Linked DNA regions of Homo sapiens: region 1 is linked to region 2. The links are chromatin loops, found by intact Hi-C in ENCODE. Cell type or tissue: PC-3. All regions are shown on one strand. Links, peaks and the distances in the headings refer to the core of each region. The heading gives the core; the rest is flanking DNA. Region 1 has its middle 35 kb from the start of LINC00972. Region 2 has its middle 4.6 kb from the start of SEMA3D.

Region 1 (5,396 bases), core at 264-5,263, 190 kb after region 2:
CCATATTTATTAAAAAGTAAAATCAAAATGCTAAATGATAGATATTAATTAGATGCAAAATAATGCATAGGTCCCACATGTATGAGTTGGTTTTGATGTCATGAAAGAAAGTACATTTAACTGCTTTGATTAACTGACATAACTAAGAAAAACTCAACTTTATGACCGATTGGGAATCATCTTTGGTAGAAAGTTGGCCTATAATTACTTGTTTCTTATTTGTCTCTGGCTCTTTTTCTTTGGCTTTTACACTGCTGGTAGCATTTTTTAGCCTGCAGGGACATCAAGTTTTCAACATTCTACCAGTAAGGAGAAAAAATGCTCTTAAAGAGTCCTGATATTCAAAGGCTCTTATATAGAGTCCTTGGGATACTTTATGAGGTCACTGGTCCATACAATTGAGCTTCTAGTGAGACTAATAATAGAATTATAAGTAAAAATTGAGTATGAATACACTTTCTTTTCTTGGCTCTGTCTTGTGAGATATATATTTGGTATCCCTTTCTCCTATGTGGTTTCTATGGAAAAATAAGGTCTGAGGTTTTATTATTATTATTTTATTATTTTCTTAATAATGTAAGCATTCACCTCTCCCCTGAATGATCAGCAAAAACCGAGTGGAGGCCAACGACAACACCAAAATTCCTAAGCTGGCTTAGAGATTCTCTACTTATTTCTATCTTACATGCTGTTATTCATCATTTATCAGTAGAATTTGTATGGTCTAGAAGAAAAGGATTATGGTATAATCCCAGGGAAAATACACAAAAAGCTACCACTGTGTCTGTCTCTCTCTAGTTAGCATCCTAAGGTAAAACTTCAAGAAAGGCCCTAAAGAATAATATGTAATTTGGCCCAGCTTACAAAGGTAGAAACCCAAGTATGATTTAGAATCAAGTGCTGGGTAGAAACAAATATTTGCCTTGAGCATTGTCTTCAATGAAGGCAAAAACAATTCGGATTTTCATACTTTTCGATAATAGAATAAGTCTAAGACAGTGAGTCCCATAAGATATTGGATTACAAATCTTAGAATCACATTCCATGAGTACATTTTCCTCCCTCAATAAAATTCCATCAATCTATATTAAACCATTAAGACTCAAATGGTTTTAAAAATTGGCAAGTAAATAAAAGAGTCATAGGGTTTTATTGGACTTTAAGTCCACGCATTCCTTAAATTATACCATGGGCAAACATAAATTTACAATGTATCTGTCTTAACTTTGCCCCTATATTTTGTGAAGTGAAAACATTTCAATTTCAGGAGCTAAGCAATTACAGTGTCCAGTCACTTTGCAAATAAGTCTGCTTTGTCTGACCACCTGAATACACAAGTCCATCATTCTTAAAACGAAATCTTTGCCTCAACATTTCTTTTGTTGGCTTTATACTAGTTAGTTACTTTTTGTCAGCTCTTGTCTTGATATTCTCCTTTACTTTGGACACTTATTGCTTCCTCTAAGATTTGAATCTTACCCTGTCCTTATCAGTATTTCTTAAAACCTTAAAAATGTACCCTCAAAATCCTGTCGCATCACTGGAATCTTGATGCCTGCTGTTGGGCCCACTGACACTATTCACTTGTCTGGATCTTTGAAGCTTATTGGTCCTATGTCAGTGTTCCCTACTCATCTGTTAAAATGCTCACTAGTTGTCTTTGGCTGAATTTTGCCTATTATTACCAGTTGCTATTCTATCCAAATTCAGATCCTATTTGTCCAGCTGGACTGGCTATGGTGTATGAAATCACGAATCTTGGTTCAATGTTTAGTTCTGATACTGACCTAGCTGAATTTGTTAATGGTATTGAGCTTTATTTTCTTCACCTTCAATATGGGGACAGAGTTAAGCATCTATGATTTTATATCTAATTAATATAGAGAAAGGTGGTTATTGATATATAGAAATTATATAGATAAGTAGGTAACATTGATTCAACACTTACTGTATGAATAAGCACTGTAACAAGCTCTTTATTGAAATGATAATAATCTAGGGATTGCTATGATTTCCATCTAAGTGACTTGCTAAGATCTCAGACTTTCTTCTGAATCCAAGACATAATGACTATTATGACTTAGTTTATACTATTATTGTAAGAAATAGAGATAAAGCCCTTGGCATTGTCCCTGATATTTAAGCGGCAACTCCACCTGTCCTTGTGGCTGAGTTTAAAACAGACAGGAGTCCTGATATGGTTTGGCTGTGTCCCCACCCAAATCTCATCCTGAATTGTACTCCCATAATTCTCACATATTGTGGGAAGGAACTGGTGGGAGATAACTGAATCATGGGGGCGGTTTTCCTCACACTGTTCTCCTGGTAGTGAATATGTCTCATGAGATCTGATGGTTTTATCAGGGGTTTCTGCTTTTGCATCTTCCTTATTCTCTCTGCTTGCTGCCATCCATGTAAGATGGAACTTGCCCCTCCTTGCCTTTCACCATAATTGTGAGGCTTCCCCAGACACATGGAACTGTAAGTCCAATTAAATCTCTTTCTATTGTAAATTGCCCAGTCTTGCATATGTCTTTATCAGCAGCATGAAAATGGACTAATACAAGTCCTGTCATTCTCTGAGTGTGTAATATTCACGCCTAGTCTCTCTGGCCTAAGTTAACATACGTGCTGCAAAGCTATCACCAACTAATGTTGCTTCCCTTGTGCTGCAGCTGTAACTTCTTTACATTTTATTTATATCCCAGTTGATTACTTCCTATTTTGTACCCAATTATTTCTTTAACAAATCGTAAAGATATTTTTTGAAAATCCACTACAATATGTATATTGCAGACACAATTCTGTTTTGGGTAATTGTTTTAACCAATAGTAAATTTTTTAAACTGAAGTAAAACATAATGTAACTGAACTAAAATTAATGTGAACTATAAGATAAATTAAATGAATTGACTGTATCTTGCCTGAGCTACGTGACTGTCTATAGAATACCTACTACATGGAATGATGTTTGTTGCTAACAATTAGTACATAGAAAGTTCTTAAATTGTTTTTGAAAGTCAATTTGTCTGAAGACCTTGGAACAAAATGACATATAATTGACTGACCACCCTAGTTGGTGCTTTTGGAACTTAATTCTATCACTATTAGATATAGAGGAAGCAATTTGCTTAAATTCTTACTAAATAGAAATATTGGTACCGAAAACTGTAAAGCATCTGAGCATTTACCCTAAGTCATTGTTGACAAGTTAGTTTCATGGATGCTGGCAAAAGGCATAAGACTCCTGGTCACATATTACTCATTGCACAGCAAATAGTATGAACTTTATGTTTGTTTTGGCTCCCACCACTCTGCATGTCCTACAGGGGTGACACAAATAGGTGTAGGTGGATGTCTCATAGGTAGTAGGTTGGTGTCACAGTTGAGAAATGCCAAGCTTAGAGAACCTGAGTCTTTTATAATGAATTGCAAACCTGACTGATCTTGGCCTTTGAAGGGGATGTTACCTTCATTATATTTGACAATACAATAAAAGAAAAGGGGGGAAACACTCTTGGCTCGAGAGAGAGACACTTTTTCTCCCTTCCAAGGGAGTATAAGGCTCTTCACAGTATAAATATCTTTGACAAGATAGTCCAGGATACAGGCTATCAGTGCTTCTTGCAAGATGTATAGAAATGCAAAAGATTCGTGTAGAATTGTTGACACATTCTTTGATTTGATTCTAAGTTATGCTTTAATTAGAATTCAACAGTTCTAGCTGGTAACATCAAAAGTGAAGAAATTGATTCATCCTGGTTTTGGGGGCTCAACTCACATGGCTATTTCTCTGTATCCACAATAATATTTTATACTATTCTGAATAATTGATTCCAGAAAATATAATCATGCTTTGGTACTGTGAAGAGTCAATTTCATTTATAAAATAGTGGTGACGGTGCTACCAGATGAAGTCTGTGGCGATAACTACACCAGAATATTTCTGGTGATAGATATACCAAAATAGATAGAGAAAGAATCTATAGAACAAGACAAAATTTCAGTTTTTGTAGTTTTCATCCTTCGCATTAGTTCATTCACTCAACCTATATGCCAATTCTATATTTAAGATATGGCCAGCATAATTGTATGTATGCTAGAAATATTGTGGTGAATAAAACAGAAAAAAAGTTTCCATATTTTGGAATTTAGAACTTAGTGGCACAATCCATCTTTACCAGGTAAGTCATGACTATTTAAGAGAAACACAATGAGCAACTGCCTGGTAACTACCAATTAATGTTATATCCCCATTACTATGCAATTAATAATTAAGAAAGTCAATATTACGACCTTTGACACCCCAAAAAGATGAAAAAGGTAGTTTTTTTTTCCTACGAACTGATTCTCTTTCCTATTTTATACTTTACTTTTCTTCATAGTTGCTAATAGCCTATGTGTGGGTGTTTATCTTGTAAGTAAAACTTATTTATTTGCAAATGTTTATTTTCTACTATAATATAAGATGCACTAGAATATAAGAAATCAGGGATTTCTGTCTGTTTCATTCAGTGTTACATATAATATAAAAAGTTCTGACACAGAGTAAGTACTCAATAAATATTTGTTGACTAAATTAAATTGATGAATAAAATAGATTCCCAGGGAGCAAAGGGCTCCATAGATATTCCCAAAGGTAACTGGAGTTGAAGAAGAAAAGGTCTCCATTTGGTGTTAGATGTAGCATATCTTTGTATTAACAGAAAAAAAAAATCCTATGTGAAACTTTGTTGGAGGCTGGAATTAAAGTATAATCGGGGTTGGAATTAAAGTATAATTCCTTTAATACTGAATATATATGAAAACAAGAAAGTATAGTTTATTACTTTTAATGGAAATATGTTTATACCCTCCATTCTAATGTGGTCTGGTGAAAAATGGTTTCATATATAAAAGTGATCATGAAACTTCTTTTGAACAGAAAACAGATCTAAAATTCAGCCAGACATAAAGAAACAAGATATTTTCTTGAAATATGACTTGGGATGAAAAGACCAGGGCAATCTCTCCATATTTAGTTTTAAATCTCAATGGAAGGCAATTAATTTAAGGTGTATGAAAGGATAATTCTATAAACATGTTTAATGAAGACTTTCCTATGCCAAGGATGGTGATTATACCAATTGCAAATGATAGATTTATGTTTTTAGCTTTTCCCTCACATATGCCAGCTGGCCTGGAATAGAAGAATTTGAGTTAAAATACATTTCACTATTGTGCTAAAAATATCATTTTGACTTGAAACTTAGGCCTGAGATAATAGTCTTACTTGTAATGCGTACCTTTAGAGATAATATTTTAGACAGTTGCAAAATAGGACAAAAGAGATGACCCTTTAAAAAACATATAATGAATTCTTGACATTTCTGTAGTTTGGCTAAATCCAGTGTAAA
Region 2 (5,396 bases), core at 99-5,098:
GTCTGCATCCCATACAAAAGTGTTGGCTGTTTTGTGTCTTTGTTTCTTCAGCCTCTAATACAATGCCTGTGACATTGTATTGTACTGATTTAGTTTGAGATGCTCAGACTTCAAATTTAGACAGAATTTACCAGAGTATCCTGAACATATCATGAGAAAACAACATCTGGAACGTGAATTCTGTGCTTTCCTTCCTTTTAATGACTCTGAGCACAAAGCAGATGGAATCAACTGTTAATATGTTGCCCAATGTGATGAATGGCCTCAGCTGTGTCCATGGCTCCGTAATCTTCAGGCTGCTTCCCTGAATGTCTTGAATGTGTTAGGTGCTTAACAAATATTTGTGTGTTAAACGAGTTAATAAAAACAGTAGAAATAATGTTAATATTCAGTCACTGGATTTATTTCTGAATTTCTAATAACTGTATAGGGTCCCACCAAGATAGTTTTAACAACCCTTTCTAAGAGTTTGAGATCTACTTTCATCAAAAGCAATTTGGTATTCTGTCCTATAGGGCTAATACCCTATCTAAATTCTTAAAATAAAACCCAGTGGGAAAAAAAGTATATTTTACAAAAAGTTTTGCTAAAATACAAGGTGTATTGTGCAGTTTAGTTTGTCTTCAAGGGTGACTATTCAAGATTTAACGAGTGAGCCTTAATTTCACTGAAAGCGATGTGTATATCATCAGTTAAAACCACCTAATTGTTGCTTGTATGCCTGTTTCAGTCCAAGGGGAAAAATACAAACAAAAAGAAAAAGGAAAGAAAACAAATAACTTTCATGTTCTTGGAAACATTATTGAATAAATAAATTGTGTGCCTTGAGAATCTAGGCTATTCTGAGACATACTACTCCTCACCCATCTCTATTTGGGCTCACAAATATAATATGAGTAAGTAATTTTCATTTTATGGTAGTAATATGTGTTAGGCAATATGAAATACACTATTTCTCAAAGGATCACATTTAATGCCAAACAAATCCAAAGAATAAAATTCTAATTGTAGAATTTCAGTAATCATCCATCTATGTTGAGAGCCATGGGAGAAGGCAGCAGGGATGGGTTAGGGTAGAATAGACATATTGTAGGCTTCTCCAATTCCACATATAGCTACCTCTGAACAGAAGACAGGAGAAAGGTAATTACTGGGTCCAGAGCTTAAATCTAGCAGAAGATTTGGCTGTCCTCTCAGCAGAAGATACTAAAACCAACAAAATCTACAATCCTAGTTCTCTCTGAACAGTTTTATATTCACAAATCAAATGAAAATTTGGTGAATTTGAAAGAAAATTATTGATGAAGGAGACCTCAAAGTTTATACACAGAGGCAAACAAGAAAAATTGTGTTAAAAAGCATGTCATTTTAATGTTTACTTCTCTAAAACTAGTCATACCTTAGTCATTCAGAAAACCTCTCTGTCTTATAATAAATATCACCTTATAAACGTTTTCTCATATATCACCTTATCAGCACTGACTGATAAGAAATGTTGTTATCCTCATCCAAGAAAATCGGCGTGTATGTTAAGTTACATCTAGTTGGAACAAGTGAGTGCATGAGTTTAAAGCAGCTCACCCAGCCCCTTATCTTCTATTAGCTATTTTCTTCTTATAAACTCCAGGTATTTTTTTCCATCTATTTCATTTGATCGTAGCAATACACTCATCACTGGATCATTAGATATTTACATTATAAAATCATCTGATGTGTTTAATGGTGGGGAAAAAAACACACCTGACTTTCATCTTTTATTTCTGTATTAATTATAATACATAGAACTCTCAGAAGTAAATGCATCCCTGCTTCTCATCATCAGATAAAGACAGAAAACAGTTTATCTTTAGTTAATTGGTATGTAAAACTGTCCAAACTTTGCTTCATACTTTTAAGTTTTAAACTCTTATAAAATCATAAATAATCATAAACATTCATAGTCAGAAGACACCTCAAAACCTTCTATCCCTCATGTTAGACACAAGGAAACCAGGGCCAAGGAAGACATAGTTATCACTCAGCTCCTTATGACTTCTGACTTGATGCCCTCTGTAGAATATTTCACCCTGCTATAGAGACTTTTCTTAAAAAAAGAAAAGAAAAAAAAATCAGCTATTTTTCAAAACTGTCCAAGCCAGAATCTTAAGGCTATATTTACTTAGCTGGGTTGGGGTGTGGTGAATAATTAAGTTCAGCAGGAATGTGCTTCAAAATAAAAATAAAAACACAGTCCAGCCTCTTTGGCCCAAATCCTGAGACTTCAGAAAAGAAAATCCTTCTTGACTACCAACATTCACTAGAATTTGGAACGGTTTTCCACGCCTGATATAGGAGTCTATATGGTTGTTGCAGATTGGGATAATTTAGTCAGATAAATGGCTTTTTGTGTTTGATTTGTAACAATGTACTTATATCAATAAACAATCCCCAAGGAAGGATTTTAAGGAAAAATAAACAACTTTCCTATGCACAATATAAAAAATCATCTTTAAGTTTTCTTTTTAAAAATACTTTCATACTACCACCATTCTACCCTTACAGCATGTTTTAGATACAGTGTATTCTTCTAAGAAAATGAGGTTGAGGAGGGAATTCCTGTGATACCCAGCTGAGGCAAGCCTTATTTGTGTATGAGTGACGAAATAAAGAAAAATATGCCCTCTTGTGGCTTATTTGTTCTGGTTCACAATTAATCAACAGTACTCTATTATTTCCTGAAACCCAGACATACCTGTATTCCAAGTGGAATTAAACTATTTCTTTGTGCAGTAACTGGCAAGAGCAGGTCCATACAGACAGCAGGAAGGCATTCCAACACTTCTGCTTTGTTCAAGGTCATAAGCAGCTGCTTAGCCACAGTGAAATCAGTATCCCTGAAAAGGAAGATTTTCCAAAATAACCCATAAATTTATATAGATATTATCAAAATCCCTTCCAAATAAATGCATTAGATAGAGTTTCTTTGCTAAATATTGAGGTTTGTTTTGGATAGACTTAAACCATCAGTTTCCACAAATGGGAGAAAATTCATGATTTGCTTTTCTACTATATTTGTGCCTCTACTATTTCTTTGACTGTAAGACATGTTTATTTTTCCACTATGAAAAGTGAAGTGTATAATAAAGCATTTAAGATAATAGTGATTTTCATTCTTGCATATTTTTATCTCCTTTTGCCCTACTTTACTCAGAAATTAGGATGTAAAAAGTGTGTTACATATTGTGGGCTGCAGATATAATTAATTTTATAATATTACAAAAAATGCCCAACATGTTTTTCTAAAACAACAAAAATGAAAATGGGTTTAGTGGGGAACAGTTTCTGATCAAGAAAATGACTTTCATACAAAATGTCATTTAAGTAACTTAGTAACTAAGTGAATGTCAAAGGCTTAAAACAAGCCAGGTGGCTAAATTTTTAGTTCAACTCTATAATAATAACTATTATTATTTTTAGTATTATTATTATACAGACAATGAAACTTAAAGTTAAGCGACTTAAAAATAAAATATTTACCATCTGACTGTAATTCCTTTGTTCATTAAGTGAGCTAGTAGGGCACTTCTAATCTTCACCCTTAATTTAGCAAGTTACTACCGAACTAGACCAAATTCTATCTTACTAATCAGAAAGAATAAATGCAACTTCTCAAAGTGCCCAATTTAACGTCGGAGCTACTGCTTTTCTAAGGCACACAGTAACATAGAATCATGTTGCTTTAAGCCTATTTAGTATAGTGAACATTTTGACCTTTGATGCACTGATGTACTTTCATTAGAATTATTTGGAAATAATATTCACGAAAGAGTTTAGGACTTTTAATTTCATTTTAATGTAGTGAATAATATTGTGTCATCATAATACCATTAACAAATTGTATTCTTTTTCTATTTGCCACTTCAATAAAATTACTTTTCCTTATATCAAGCAAAGTTTTACTTTCCAACTTTTATTCTTGAGTTTGTCAAAAAGAAAGTCTACATTAGGAGTCTATGATAACCCATTTATTTTTAAAAATCTCTACTTTTACTACATTTAAAACTTACAATTCTAAGAAAAGAAGATAATTACAAAAGATGATAACATAGCCGTTAACTTCTGGGTTTCAGTCCAGCATGTAAGGAGCTTAGCGGCCAGCACTTCATCCCAACAAGAAGTAAAAAAACTGAACAAAATGATGAATCAACAGTTCTTCTTGGATCGCTCAGAGAAATAAGCTCATGGGGCAAATTCTGTCCACCAAATGGGAGAGACAGACAGGGGGACACAGAATCACAATTTACCAGGACAAAAATCACAGGAACTTTCTTCAGGTGGGAAAACCTGCATGGAAATTCACAAGTTAATGGAGGCTTGGAGTGGACAAGTCTGAGATTAAAACACTCCAGGGAGACCCAAACAAAGGATGATCCCTACATTTTTGTGAGCTTTACATCCTGGAGCTGTAACTGGTCCTCACAAGAAGTATCAAGAAAAAAATGTCCCCTCTGCCTTTAGCAGGGAGAGAGAAAGAAAATAATCATTTAAAAATACTGTGGAATATTCTGTTCTCGTTGGCAAAGCTACCTTCAGCAGAAACTATATGACCAGCGTCTAACCTGCTGGGATTTTATCAGAGCCTAAGTAACATGGGAGAAGGGATATACTCAAAGCCAGCCTGCTTTAGCCTACCACTTTGCAAGTAGAAAATATTCAACTCCAGCCCTTTCTGGTCATCCTATCCCACATAATGGAGGGGGAAACAAAACAAAACAAAACTGAGAAGCAATGATGAAGTTCACAGTTCAGGGGCACAAGTTTAACAAAAGACTGGGACCTAACCATAGCACTGAAGGATACTTCCTCTTCTTCTGGATCTTACCACTACATTGCTAAAATTTTATGGCTGCAGTTCTTTTTATATAGTATATCATGCCCATCTTTCAACAATAACAACAAAAATTATAAACCATACTAAAGGAAAAAAAAAAAAACGCAGTTTAAAGAGACAGAGCAAGCATCAGAACCAGAGTCAGATATGGCAGGAATGTTGGAATTATCAGACTAGGTACTTTAAAAACCTGTGATCAGTATGCCAAGGGTTTAATGGAAAAAGTAGAAAGCCTGGTAGAGTGATTAATTTTTGTAGATAAGCTTTATACCATGCAACCTTGCTATAATGCTCATTAGTTCCAAGATAGTTTTTTTGTTGATTCCTTCAGATTTTCTAAGTAGATGATTATGTTATCTGCAAACAAAGATAGTTTTATTTCTTCTTTACCTATCAGTCTGTCTCTTATTTCTTGTTCCCATCTTGTTGCACTAGCTAGGAGTTTCAGTACTTTTTTAAAAAGTAGTGGTGAGAGGAGATAGCATTGCTTGTTTCTGATCTTAGTGATAAAGCTTTGAATTTCTCA

Evidence for each region. Hi-C counts contacts between places; a loop is a spot of excess contacts. Peaks named below come from ENCODE experiments on the same cell type or tissue, not always from the same donor. Only the 100,000 strongest peaks of a DNase experiment are listed, where the experiment ranks them.
Region 1: it touches region 2 in a loop (5-fold over the local background); 1 of 110 quality-filtered maps calls a loop at or near these places.

The regions. Positions count from the first base shown.
Region 1 is chr7:85,383,358-85,388,753 of GRCh38, forward strand. No RefSeq gene overlaps it. Among named protein-coding and RNA genes, the nearest start is that of LINC00972, 35 kb to the right of the region's middle. In PC-3, for the core only: no CTCF peak of the experiment used is centred there; a DNase peak (open chromatin) is centred at 3,294; H3K27ac peaks cover 1,202 bases.
Region 2 is chr7:85,188,916-85,194,311 of GRCh38, forward strand. It overlaps a transcript of SEMA3D not described here. Among named protein-coding and RNA genes, the nearest start is that of SEMA3D, 4.6 kb to the left of the region's middle. In PC-3, for the core only: a CTCF peak has its summit at 2,646 (motif pointing left); no DNase peak of the experiment used is centred there.